2 separate regions of the Homo sapiens genome follow, and region 2 is linked to region 1. The links are chromatin contacts, found by Hi-C or POLR2A ChIA-PET in ENCODE. All regions are on one chromosome and are shown on one strand. Each heading gives the region's core, a stretch centred on a gene start or an enhancer-like site at or near the end of the contact. The rest is flanking DNA. Distances are from core to core; before and after follow the strand shown.

The links. Hi-C counts contacts between places; a loop is a spot of excess contacts on that map. ChIA-PET counts read pairs that join two places held with the same protein, here RNA polymerase II (POLR2A). Pooled maps may share reads with other maps.
Region 2: a pooled map shows a loop between it and region 1 (2.3-fold over the local background). The contact joins two enhancer-like sites. A Hi-C loop is called at or near these places in 2 of 168 maps with a recorded cell type or tissue (both CD8-positive, alpha-beta T cell), 2 of 37 single-sample maps with no recorded cell type and 4 of 50 pooled maps. POLR2A ChIA-PET finds 5 or more read pairs at or near these places in 1 of 52 experiments (WTC11).

What each region holds. Positions count from the first base shown.
Region 1 is chr2:172,475,311-172,482,294 of GRCh38, forward strand. It overlaps ITGA6 (integrin subunit alpha 6), which reads left to right. Exons shown (of 26, transcript NM_000210.4): 8 at 287-375; 9 at 1,085-1,203; 10 at 4,331-4,429; 11 at 4,680-4,741. The region is part of intron 3 of PDK1-AS1 (PDK1 and ITGA6 antisense RNA 1); the gene reads right to left. Among named protein-coding and RNA genes, the nearest start is that of ITGA6-AS1, 13 kb to the left of the region's middle. Within about 2 kb of position 5,231, at least 7 of the 41 ENCODE cell types and tissues checked have a DNase peak (open chromatin) inside an H3K27ac peak, as active enhancers do.
Region 2 is chr2:172,693,163-172,699,786 of GRCh38, forward strand. It overlaps a transcript of PDK1 not described here. Among named protein-coding and RNA genes, the nearest start is that of RAPGEF4, 39 kb to the right of the region's middle. RefSeq lists an enhancer at 142-311. Within about 2 kb of position 5,134, at least 4 of the 41 ENCODE cell types and tissues checked have a DNase peak (open chromatin) inside an H3K27ac peak, as active enhancers do.

The DNA.
Region 1 (6,984 bases), core at 3,981-6,480:
TGGGTGTGGTGGCACATGCCTGTAATACCAGCTACTCCCAGCTTTGGAAAGCTGAGGCAGGAGAATTGCTTGAACCCGGGAGGCAGTGGTTGCGGTGAGCCAAGATTGCGCCATTGCACTCCAGCCTGGGCAACAGGAGCGAAACTCCATCTCAAAAAAAACAAAAAAAAACCCCGAAAAAGCCAAACAAATAAATAATAGTGCTTGTGTCATCTTACTTTAAAACATTTTACTAGAGTGTTTCTAAAGCGTTTGTTAAAATGTTAAAATGTGATGTTGTCAACAGATATTGCAGTTGGAGCTCCGTATGATGACTTGGGAAAGGTTTTTATCTATCATGGATCTGCAAATGGAATAAATACCAAACCAACACAGGTAACCAAATAACCGGGATTTCTACAGCTAGAGTCTCAACTTTTTGCCCTATAATAAAATATTTAGGTTTAAGTGACTTTTCACACAAATCTTATTTTATTTACAAGTCCACAATAGTATAAATTTTTTAAAAATGTATTACTAGAAGATACCTTCAAAATAAATATATAAATGTAATGACTTGCTTGTTCTAATTGTAAAATTTCTTAGATAAGTTAGGAATCAAGGTAATCCAAAGCAAATGAATGTTATTCTACCCTGACGGCATTAAGATAAGAGGAAATACGATATATTCTCTTTAGTAGCATACTAAATAGAGATGAAATTGGTCAAACAAAATAAATGACTGTAACTACATGGAGAATGTAGACACCAAAAATTAAAAATGTCTTTTGAGAAAAATAAGACTTGTAGGGAAGGTAGGGAGATTTGGTTTGAAATGGCCTGATTGACTTAATACAATAAACAAGCTCATCAGAAATGGGCTCTTTTCTGCTTTGAGATACTATGTAAATCGGATGACTTTTATGAAATGAAATGTATGAAGTGTTAGATCATATAGAAATTTATGACTTGTATATAATATAATTTACTTATAAGTGAACTCTCAAATTTCAGTTCAAAAGAAACTTGTGTGTCTTTTTCAAAGCATTGTTAAGAAGCTCATGGTGATAACCTAATGTCCATTCGGATGCCCTGTGTATTTCAGGTTCTCAAGGGTATATCACCTTATTTTGGATATTCAATTGCTGGAAACATGGACCTTGATCGAAATTCCTACCCTGATGTTGCTGTTGGTTCCCTCTCAGATTCAGTAACTATTTTCAGGTCTGTTATCTATGATTTTAGTGTTAAGCATGTTCTATAATCAGGTTATACTAAAATGTTGACCTTTTGGACTGAAATTTGTCATACCTATACTTCAAAGGTTTATATGAATTGTGAAGCTATTTCTTTTTCTTTTGAAGTTAGTAAACAATGTAATAACAACCTATTTTCTAAAATCTTTTAAAGTATCTGAGGAAAACATAGATCCAAGTTAGAATTTTTACTTCATATATTTTTAAAACCTTAATTTTGATGATGAAAAAAACAAAACACATATAAAATGTGACAGTACAAAGAACATACAGAAGGAAACCCCCTATAATTCACCATGCATTATTAAACTCCAAGATCTTGATTTCTATTTTATTTTCTGTGATTGGACCATGTATATTTAACAAAATTAAGACCATAATTGTGCATAATTTTGTAACCTGCTTTTGTCTCTTTAGGATACATAGTAGACTTTTCCTATGTCACTGAGTACTTTTCCAAAATGAAGTTAACAACTGTCTGTGAGGCATCTTCTGACAGGTTCAGAGCTTATTTAACCAACTGCCTTGCTCTCACTGGATGGTTACGTTGCTTCGCAATTTTTTTTTTTGCTCCCATGATATAAAAAGCTGTGGAAAACATTCTTACTTTTGTTTATATCCTTGATTATTTCCTTATTATAAATTCCTGGATGTGAAATTGATATATGTGCTTCAAGACTTTTGATTCGGTTTCGCCAAGATGACCTCCCAAAATGGTGCGACATTTCCCATCCGTGGTGTTTGAGTCTCCCTTTAACCAGCGCTTTCATCACTGCTGGAAATCACCATTAAAAATTGGAGGCTTTTTTTGGTTTGTTTTTTAATTTTCAAAAAGTAGCAGATTTATTTTTTTTAAAGTTAATAATATAGAATTATAGAAAATCCAGTACATTATTCCCATCTTCCACAAAACTTGTGTGCATTTCTCTACTTTTAGGGTATCATCAAAAGGCTACACTGTAACTTCTGCTGTCTAATCTGGTTTTTATTTAATCTTGGGCTATCTCTCCTTGTCAATACAATAGATGACTTAACTTTAGTCAGTTAAATGTTTGCCCCTGTCTATGTGTAACTGATATTTTAATATCCTTACTTTCCTGTCCTCATAAGTAGGTTGACTGTCAACCCTGTACACTTGTTCCCTCTTTACTTGCAGATAGTGTGAAAGTAGAATTCAACAACCCTTTGATAAGAAGAGGAGTAACTTCCCCTTATTTTACAAATGAGGAAACTGAGGCCCAGGACTTGGCTTGAGCTTTTAAGGCTGGAGCCTGAGAGGACAGAATGTAGCACCTAAATCTTCCTGACTTGAATCCTGTGCATTTTTTCTACTAAATTGTACTAGCACTTCAGGGTAGTTAGTAAATAAACACCAATTTTAAACATGAGGCAGCCAAACTAATAAGACTTATTTTCTATGTTAAAAGACACAGTTTTCATAATTCATGTATATTTTGCCCTCAAAATTGTGTGTTGTATGTTTAAAAAACAAAATATGTTCTAGGCAGAAATGTCTGTTAAAATTCTACAGTATGTAAAATACTATATCTGTGGCAACTGTGCCTTTTAAATATGCTCTCAAAACTTAAGAATGTATCTAGTTAGTATCTTAGAACCTAGCAGCTGTCTAAATGTAAAATAAAAATAGAATGGTAAACAATAAAGGAAAATGGAAAAACAGGGAATGTGGGCAGTATTTGACCCTTTATTGGACCCTACCTTCACTGTGAATGGACTTGTGCTCTAGCCTACCAACAGATTGATTCCAGAAGTTCGAGCTAGCTGTTTGGGATTTGGAATGCATTTTCTTGTAGAAACACTGTTCTCCAGAATGGCTGGGTTTACCACAAGCCCATCAGAGTCAGCCTAACTGAATCCACGTGGTAATGAAACCCCAGGCCCCATTCTGAGTTCTGGTGGGGAGCAATGGAGGTGGGCCTCCTCACCCACTCATACCCCTCAACCCACCGCATACCTGCATTTCTTGTGCCTGTGGCAGCAGTTGGGCCACAGACCCGTGGAGACCCCTGTGGCTGCTGGGAGCAGGGCAGCCAAAACATACGAAAAGATGTTTTCAGATGGTGAACCAGAGTAGGGCGTGGAATTGGATTCCAGCTTCTCAAGTGTTTGCGGGGTTGCAGTAGGCAGCGCAGAGATGGGAAGAAGTTTAAAAGTTTAAGTTTTTGCTTGCAGAGATATCGTGGGGGTAGAAAAGTTGTCAATCCTGGCAATAGGAAGGCAAAGACTGAAGGTTGTGGGTGGGAGACTCCGAGGGAGGCTGAAGAGAAGGGCAAGTGTTTGTACAATGGAGACTCCCAAGTTCAGGATTGCCTGTATTAATTCACATACTGTAGACACGCTGATCATGAGCATCTCAGGTATTAGGTGTTTGTTGGTGTAATTCTTCCAGAGGGTATGTTGGCAAGACTACTCGTAATTAAAAATGCACATATTCTTTGACTCCAAAATTCTGCTGCTGGGAATTTATCCCACAGATAAACTCAAGTGTGTGCACAGATGATGTTTGTGAAAGCAGAAAGCTCAACAACGTGAATGTCTACCGATTAGGTACTGGTTAAATAAAGGATGTTACACTGATACAGTGTAACGCCATCAGGTGTGAAAAACAGTGAACTAGATCTATGTGTATATACAGGACAAGACCTCTGAAATGGATGAGAAAAAGCCACATACAGAACAATGGCAATTAAGTTCCCATTTAGTTGAAATTATACATATATTTTAATATTTAATTTTAGATAATTTTAACTGACGTGTCTGGAAGAACATACAAGGCTACTTGGGTGTTCGGGTGGGAATGGAGACAAAATATTTACTTTAACCCCCACATGTTGCACATGTACTCATAAGTGTGTACGTTTTTAAACAAATATTGTATAATGAGGCTCTGCATTGTATACATTTATATCTATTAACAGTTATTTTCTTCAGCAATGGGGGAAAACGTCACGTGTATTTTTTTTCCTGTGTTTTTAAGCTGTGCTGGGCAGCTAAGGATGCTCTCTAGTATGTGAATTAGACTCACATTCAAGGTAACAGAGGCTGAGCTTGTTTTTCACTCCTTTTGTCTTCAGATCCCGGCCTGTGATTAATATTCAGAAAACCATCACAGTAACTCCTAACAGAATTGACCTCCGCCAGAAAACAGCGTGTGGGGCGCCTAGTGGGATATGGTGAGCATCCCTCTGTCTTGGTGGGATCCCCCTCAGTTTCCCACCTCCACTTCATGATGACTCTATTGTCCTGAGGAGCCACAGGGAAGATGACAGGAGTGCTGGGCAAAGGGAAGAGGGTCTGTCAAGTGTTTTTATAACATGTTGATCATCAATGGGCATTGGGGGGATTGGAGAGCTAGGGAACATGTTGGGTTTTTTCCACTGCAATAATGGATCTTTTAAGAAATATGTGTTTGATTTTATTCAGCCTCCAGGTTAAATCCTGTTTTGAATATACTGCTAACCCCGCTGGTTATAATCCTTCAATATGTAAGTACCTAGTACCTTTAAAATATGTCTACTTTCTGTCTGCCAGGTTGAAAGTTCTGCATAAATCACAGAAAAATAAAACTGCAGTGGCCAACATGGGTCTGTCAATTCTGGTGTAAAGAATTAAGTGTATGTTTTGTCTCCCTTTTAATCAGGAGGGCACAGCACCGTGAGGGAGGAAAAAAACTCCACTTGGTCGCCATTTGAGTTTTCCAGAGCAGATGGTTTAGGACAGAATGGCTTGGAAAAGTACTTATTTGCTACCACAACCATTTCCTCCATTTCTGTCTTTGAAAAGCAGTGTGGAAAATTGATTTTGTGGTTGTGAGGTGGTGGGTGGTGGCTGGTGGTTGTGAGGTGGTGGGTGGTGGCTGGTGGTTGTGAAAGGGCAACGGCAGGAGCCAGAGCACAGCACAGAGTCACTGCCAGGCTGCCTTCTCTTCCCCACGCCCCTCCCTCCCGGAACACCCGCCCTGTGTTCCCAAGAGCAGGCCCCTAGGGAATTTGCAAGCCGGCCCTGAGAGGTCAGAGACCTGGTCTCTGCTCCTGGTTTCAGCTTTGATACTGACTGACCCACAGGGCAAGTCCCTTAACATATGAGTTTGCTTTCCTGTCCGTTCAGAACAATGCCTAGTAGTCATTAGTGCATACAGTTGTGCTGGAGATCAACTGAGAAGACATGAAAAGCACTTTGTCATTTATTAGATACTGTTCTGCTTCCTTTTTTTGTAATTCAAAGTAAGATTTTTTTAAATTTTTGTGGATACATAGTAGGTGTATATATTTATGGGGCAACACAGGATTTTTGACAAGAATTTTGACACCGTTAATGATACTCTTAACAATAGTGGCCGTCGTAAGCTCTCCTCTGGCATGTTTTAATAGCAGCCACACTTCTTCAGCTGTGAGTCACCTGACCCCTGGCTCCAGAGTCAAGGCCAGGGGCATAGGAATTCCAAGAAAATCTTTTCTGCAAAGAGGAAGTGAAAAGAATGAGGAAATTCTCAACCCGGGTCCGGCCATGGTCCTGGCAGTTTGGGATTCTAGTGTACTGTATCTGCCACCAAGGGACACTTTGTGAAGAACAAGGTCATTCTGTCCTTTCATATGGTTGTCAGCCTTTACGATACTATGAGGTAATGAGTCCTCTGAAGTGTTCTCCCTGTTATCTAAAGTAGTAGTTTTCTTTATTTAAAAAGATGTCCCTTATAATATTCCAGAATATAACCTAATTCAAATAACCTAAAGTTGTTGCTTGAAACAGGAAAAAATAGCCACATAAGGACTAGGGTTTGCAATGGTGAATCCTCTCACACGTCACAGCTCTGTTCTTAGCTGTACTCTAATTCTTCTTTAACTTTATATGAAGTTTTATATAACACTAATGAATGTATCCACTAAGACAACAGAATGAAGATACTGACCTGTGATAAAGTTCAGTGAATTATGAAAAGGGACAGTTTAAATAAATGTACTGTCTTTAATTTTTTTTAAGTCCCCCTTCACCTGATTCTCAGTGTCATAAGCTCAGTTAGCCTTCATCTTTCCAGATTTCGAGCTGTCTGCAGGTGGTTTCTCCGTCTCCCCTTCTGTGGGGTCGTCTCCTGCTGTGTGGTCTCTCCATGGGACCTGCAGACCTTGCACGAAGCATTCTTAGAGTGGATGGATTATGACTTCGTGCACAGGGGGAGCTGTGGCCTTTTGCTTTGCTTTTTGATGCAGCCGGCATTTTGTCGAGTGTAGAAAGCAATTCTTTGTGTGGCTTTTAATGACAAGAAAATGTATACTGTGACTCTTCAGGATCTATCATCCTTTCAGTATCATTTGTGTTATTTTTACCCAAATGCCATACCTTACACTAGCCCACTTGGATAATGGGCCCTTTGCCAGTGTTTGGAATGAATTAGAGAGACAAGGAGAAAACAGTGATTCTTTGACTAGGCAGCCAGAGAAAAAGGGGAAACATTTTTATTCTGTTCTGATGGCCATTTTTTCAAACCACTCTCAGTTTGACTGTAGATGTGAAATATCATCAGAGCACTCCTTGACTTCCCCCAAATTAATCACCTATATAAAATACAGACTTTCTCCTAGCTGTAGCACAGCATTTGATGCCATGTGTATTACTTTTATGTTATGTAGCTACTCCATTAACCAAGTGTTTATGGATGGCCTTTTATGGGTGGAACTTTCCTTTGAAGACATTCAAAGAACATTTGCTTTCATTGCTTTTACTTCCACAG
Region 2 (6,624 bases), core at 3,884-6,383, 220 kb after region 1:
CCCATCTGACACATCACTGTGGTGATAGGAAAAATACATCTTACACGTGAGTCAGAATGTCCATATGCCCTGGGAAGTGTTGATGGCACACTGGCTGGAAGCCATTGGCTCATAAAATCATGAGTCACTGCAGCAGCTCCGTGCAGAAAAGTCCACAGTGTGGGAGTGGTGAGGAGAATCTGCTTGAGTGGTATTGCCTAAGCTGGAATTCTGGCTTTGCCATTTACTGGGGGGTGACCCTGGGCAAGATACTTGACTATGCTTTTGTTTTCTTCTCTGTAAAGTGGTAATAATGTTAGCATACCTACTTCATAGGGTTGTTGTGAAAATTAAATGATTTGGTATATGTAAAATGCTTAGAAGGTACCTGGTACCTGATGCTATATGAGTGTTTGATTTTTTTTGTTTCTATGGCATTAGAGTAGCTCCATTTAAGTCCAAATGGCAAAACGGATGGGGTCAGAGTTGGGCAGAGGACAAACCTGTTTTTGCTTTTCTATGCCTTGAAGCTGTAATAAAGAATCGGACTCTATTTTGACTGCTGACAGCTCTGGAGCCACACCTCTTCCTCTTCCCCTCTTGCTCCACATCTGAGCAAGCTGAGAAGAAAGCCCATATTCCCCTCACTTGGTGCCCATAGGAAGCTCAATCCACACAGTCCTCTTGTCTTATGCAGGAACCTCTAGCCCAGCCCACTCCCTAACTACAATAAAGGCCAAGGCTGCTCTCCCCTCCTGGCTCTCCCTCAAGATCCATTTTCAGACCTTCTTGGGAGCCTACTGTGCTCTCCCCAGCAAGCCTCATTATGTAAGAAGTAAACCTCCTCATACCCTTTTGCTTCCTGTGTAGTCAGGATATCTGAAAAAACGTTTGGTGTATGTGTGGGGTGTCCCACCTCCGTGTGGCGACCATAGCAGAGAGGCATGGGGCCGGGAGACAGGGAGGGCAGAAAGCTACTCTTTCTCTTTCCTCACCCTTCACCATAGGAAATGAATTCCCAGTCTCCAGAGTAAAGACGTTAGGATCCATAGCATTGAGGGAAGAGAACTGCATTTCATGCTTCCTTTAAGTAAGGCTCTTGCACTGCCCTAATGCAATGTCCATGTGGTTACACAAGAGACTACCCAAGCATTTAAGAGTGTAGCCTTCCTTTTGTTTTTACAGAAGCCATTAGAATTTTATTTCTTCACAGAGCTAAAAAAGAATGGAAAATAGAAAATAAAAGAAATACAGCAGGTCCTCAAATAGCATTCAACATCGTTTCATTATAACATTGATGAGAAAAAAATCAATTCCTGCCAGAACCACTGTCTGTGTGGAGTTTGCACAGACTCTCCCTGTCTGTGTGGGCATTCTCCAGGCATTCAAGTTTCTTCCTACATCTCAAGGATGTGCTAGTTTGGTGAATTGGTGTGTCTAAGTCATTCCAGTCTGAGTGAGTGTGGCTATGAGTGCGCCCTGTGATGGAATGTCATCTTGTCCAGGGTTGATTCCCACCTTGCACCGTGAACTGCAGGGATAGACTCTGGCCACCCTTGGTCCTGAACTGGAATGATTGGGTAAATAATTATCTTACTTGTTTTTATTAATCTTTCTTAAATGTATACATAGCTCTCATTTGTTTCAGTGTTTAATATTAGAAGTGTTTTAGTCTTTATGTAGAAGTTTGGTAGGCCGGGCATGGTGGCTCAGACCTGTAATCCCAGCACTTTGGTAGACCAAGGCGGGTGGATCACTTGAGGTCAGGAGTTCAAGACCAGCCTGGCCAACATGGTGAAACCCCATCCCTACTAAAAAATATAAAAATTAGCCGGGCATTGTGGTGTGCATCTGTAGTCCCAGCTACTTGGGAGGCTGAGGTGGGAGAATCACTTGAACCCAGGAGTCAGAGGCTGCAGTGAGCCTATATGACGCCACTGCACTCCAGTCTGGGTGACAGAGTGAGACCCTGTCTCAAAAAACAAAACAAAAAAAGTTTAGCGATGTTTTTTTGACCAGAAATATGCCATAGGAACTTAACTCTTGTTTATATCAACTAGCCTATGATGAAATTGGTTTTATTATATGTTATTTTGCTTAAAGTCACAGTTTCTAAGAACCCATGGATGCCATACTGTGCTCTATCACACTGTAAGGGAAAGGGAGGGAAGAGAGCGAGACAGAAGACTTAACTCATATGTTGAGGACCTACTCCACACCAGGTCCTGTGTTCTGCCCTCTTGTCATGCACACAACATAGACAACAGTCTATAGGGTAGAGATTACAATTCCCACTTAGCAGAAGGGGAAAAAGAAACTCAAGCAGGCTAAATAAATTACCTGTGGTGGACAGACTCTAAACTCTCCCACATATCCTGCTTTCCAGTGTTCAAACCTTTATGTAAGCCCCTCTCCTTGAGCATGGATGGGATCTGGGACTTGCTCCCAACCAATAGTATATGGCAAAGGTGATAGATGCCACTCCTGGAATTATGTTGCATTATATAAACCTCCATCTTACTAGGAGACTGCTCTAGAGACTCTCCTTGCTGGCTTGATGAATTGCTTATGTTGGGAAAAGACAGGTGGCAAGGAACTGCAGGTGGCCTCTAGGAATGACAGGGGGCTCAGAGGAACTGCAGATAGCCTGGTTGCTGAAGATGTCCTCCAGGCAGCAAAAAGCTAGGGCCCTCAGTCCTACAGCTACAAAGAAATGAATTCTGCCAATAACCTGAGTAAGCTTAGAAGAGGCTGGGTGTGGTGGCTTATGCCTGTAATCCCAGCACTTTGGGAGGCTGAGATGGGTGGATCACCTGAGATCAGAAGTTTGTGACCAGGCTGGCCAACATGGTGAAACCCCGTCTCTACTAAAAATACAAAAATTAGCTGGGTGTGGTGATAGTTGCCTGTAATCCCAGCTACTCAGAGGGCTGAGGCACGAGAATTCCTTGAACACAGGAGCAGAGGTTGCAGTGAGCCAAGATCTCACCATTGCACTCCAGCCTGGGCAACAAGAGCGAAACTCTGTCTCAAAAAAAAAAAAAAAAGAAAAAAAAAAGCTTAGGAGAGCATTCTTCCCCAGTTGAGCCTCCAGATAAGAGCACAGCTTGGCTGGCACCTTGATTACTGACTTGTGAGACCCTAAGCAGAGAACCCAGCTAAGCTATGCCTGAACTCCTCACTCAAAAAAGCAATGAGGTAATAAATTGTTTTGTTTTAGGCCAATAACTCTGTGGCAATATATAGTTCATGCACTACCCAACTCCTGTTTTTAACATCTCCTAATTTTAATTTTTTAGTGAGGTAGAATCCTATATAACAGCCTATAAAGTGTTGATGAAAGGCTATAGAACATCTTTGACAGTGGGCCATTTTGATTTAGCTGCTCTCATAATCTGAGAAGTTGATTGTTGAGGAAAGTGTATAATGATCATAATATGCGTTAGTATGATGACATAGGATCACTGACATATTAGGATTTAATAATATCCTAATTGATAGCTTATTTTCTCTTTATTTATACACTCTGACTCTGTCACATTCTTCCAATTTCTATGGAAAGAGTAAATTTAATTTTATTGCTTTATATTTCTGCATTGCTAAAATTTTTCCAGTTAACATCTTTTATAAGGAATCCTATGAAGTTTCTCAATATCTTCCACAAGACTACTTATTCATGATCTTATAGGATCCTTGTAGTGTATGAAATTATTCTAAAGTGTTACACACCTTTGAATATCAGTAATATATAAAGGAGAGGTAAAAAGTGGTAATATTTGTGCCAATCAACCAACATTCACAAGTTATATACTATATTCTAATTTATTACTCTGCTTCTATCCCAATTAGTTTAAGTTTCCTTAGTAAAAGCACTTACTTATTAATATAAATCCACTTCTGCTTGTAAAACTGGTGAATTTGTAACGGAAGATGTTTGAGAGCATATTTCCCAACTTATCCTTGCAATGACATTACCCCAAATAGAGAGGGCTCCTTTGTGTGAATGCTACCCATTTGCTGCCTTAAGAAAATCTAGTTCTCTCATTTGCCAATTCCAACTGCAAAACCCACTGGGCAAAAATCACTAAGTCAAGAAATAATTCTGTGACCAATTCCCCAAGATCTGTAATTGACCCTGTTTGTACAGTCCCAGAGACATACGACAGGGGATGGCAAATAATAAATGGCACGTTTAATTTTAAATTTGCTGGTAAAGTATCCAGATATGTTCCTGCCATTATTTTCACATGTAAATATCCAGCTTTATCAAGCCTCTGACATTTCAAGAAGTGTATTTCTTATGTGGCTGTTGATTACACCAAGTATACCACTGGCCATATTAATCAGGATGGATGGGGCAACTGCCTTCCTTATCTTTAGAATACACGTGCTGAGCAGTGATGCTCTATGATCCAAGCTGAGCTCAGAATGTCTCCAGTTAAAATACAGTCCTCAGAGATTTTAGAGATGTTAATTAACCCCAATAATTACATGTGGTTCTCCCCAAGATTGAGAATCTTCTTAAAAACAATTATTGTGACATTAATCTTTCAATAAATATGTGTAATATTTCAATTACACGTATTTTCAAATATGTGTAATCCTTGTCTCAGAAGATGGAAGAAACTTCCCCATTCTGAAGATACTGGCCCAGATCAACAGAAGCTGAACTGTGTATCTCATTTATATTATACATTACCACAGCTATAGTTTTAGCAAAAATTGCAGTGTATCCTCACCATATGCTACTTGCCAATGAGGAGAATTTAAAATGGTGTCCATAGGGATTTACCATGGCAACTGTCAGAAGCATCTCACCGGAAAACTAGAAACCCTAGAAAATGATCCAAATGTCAGCATTTGTTTATTCTGAAGTACAATCCCACAATGAGATGGCCACCCATCTTCCTGAAAGAAATCCCAGTCTACTGTGTAATTTTTATGGCAGAGATAAAAGTCATCAGCATCAGCCTAGAGGGCGAGATGAAATACTTCCTAAAACCAGTTTAATTTTGCATTCTGGTTTTGTGTATCTACATGGAGGTATGCATGAATCATCCCCCACTTTGTTCTACCAAATATTTAGAGTTTCTAATTTTCATGCTCTCTAGACTTCTGAGCATTTTCCTGCCCCTTCCTTTCTCTCCACCAAGAATCTCCCTCTTCTCATGCAAGAAAATATAGCATAAGTTTGGGCTGGTTTGTAAGTGTGACTCACTTCACCATGGTATGACTCATCCTGGGTAAGCTGATCATAAAAGAAAAGCACCTTCCTCAGCAACGTCTGGTCTTCCACCCAAACTACTACAGAGCCTCCTACCCCTCAGGAAGAAAGTCCACCTACCTATATTCCCTGTCATGTGTTAACTGCATTCTCTTGAAAATTCCTGTTATATTCTTCTAAGCCTAATGGTTGGAACTTGAGTGTGCACCACAGCTATCTGAAGGGCTTGTTAAAACAGAGGTGACTGGGCTCCACCCCCAGAACTTCTGATTCTGGAGGGCTGTGGGAAGCCTCAGCATTCACATGGGTAACAAATTCCCAGGTGACGCTGAAGCTGGTCTAGGAACCACACTGAGAACTACTGTTTTAGGCAATGGTCCTCAACCTTGACTACACATTAGAACCACGTGAGGAGGTATTAAACAACACGCATGCCCAGGGCCTCCCAAGACCAAGTAAATGAGAATCTCTTGCAGGAGAGTCTCAGGTACTGGTGTTTTTTGTTTCTTAGAAGCTCCTCAGGTGATTTTTATGTGCTGCTAGGATGAGAACCATTACAGTAAGAGAAGCTGATGCCAGAGATGCAAAGGGGGGTGAGATTTAAGGAGAGTGCCTTGACTCAAAATCTCCCCTATACGTTTGGTATTTTATGTGAAGAATGCATGTTTTAATATTTAAGCAGCATTTAAAATATTTCAAAAGCACATTAACATATGTCTCATGTCCCCAGAATCTATTGTTAGTCAAATATTAAAGAATTATTATAGCCATAATAATAGCAAACTTTCATTTCTAGTTGCTACAACTGGGTGGCTAGAAATTTAATTACGCTATTTTTTATGGCAAGATGAATGTGCTATTTTCTATGAGAGAATAAAAATTTGCAGCATTTGAGCACAGCAAAAACATAATAAATGGCATGGAAAACATATTCCTTATCAAGAGAATAATTATCAGGAAACCTCAACTGAGTAAAACTAGAGCTTCTCAGCGAAGCTGAGCTGTAAGTTAGTTTGTGCTTGGAAACAAACTCTTCCGTCCCTGCAAGTAGTCAACTGAATCGTTCATATTTTTTTTGAAGACACCTGATTTTGAGTACAGACCTCATCTGACTTTTTTTTTTTTTTTTTTTACTGTTCAGATTGTAAAAGTTAAAAGTAGTGCACTGGATTGTTATTGCATAAGACCACTCAGTCTCTGTGGGACTCAGGTAATTGCGACCGATTTTCAGACTAGACTTCAGTCTTTTCAGGTTTCTTTTCCTGCTGTCTAGCATAGCACTTGGCACAGAATAGATGCTCCACAAATATTTACCAATTTAAGTGAAAATTATTGCTCTATTTCAGAAGAACTAAATGTGCTTTTTTTCTTTTTCTTTTTCTTTTTTTATTATTATTTTTTTTTTAGTATTTATTATCATC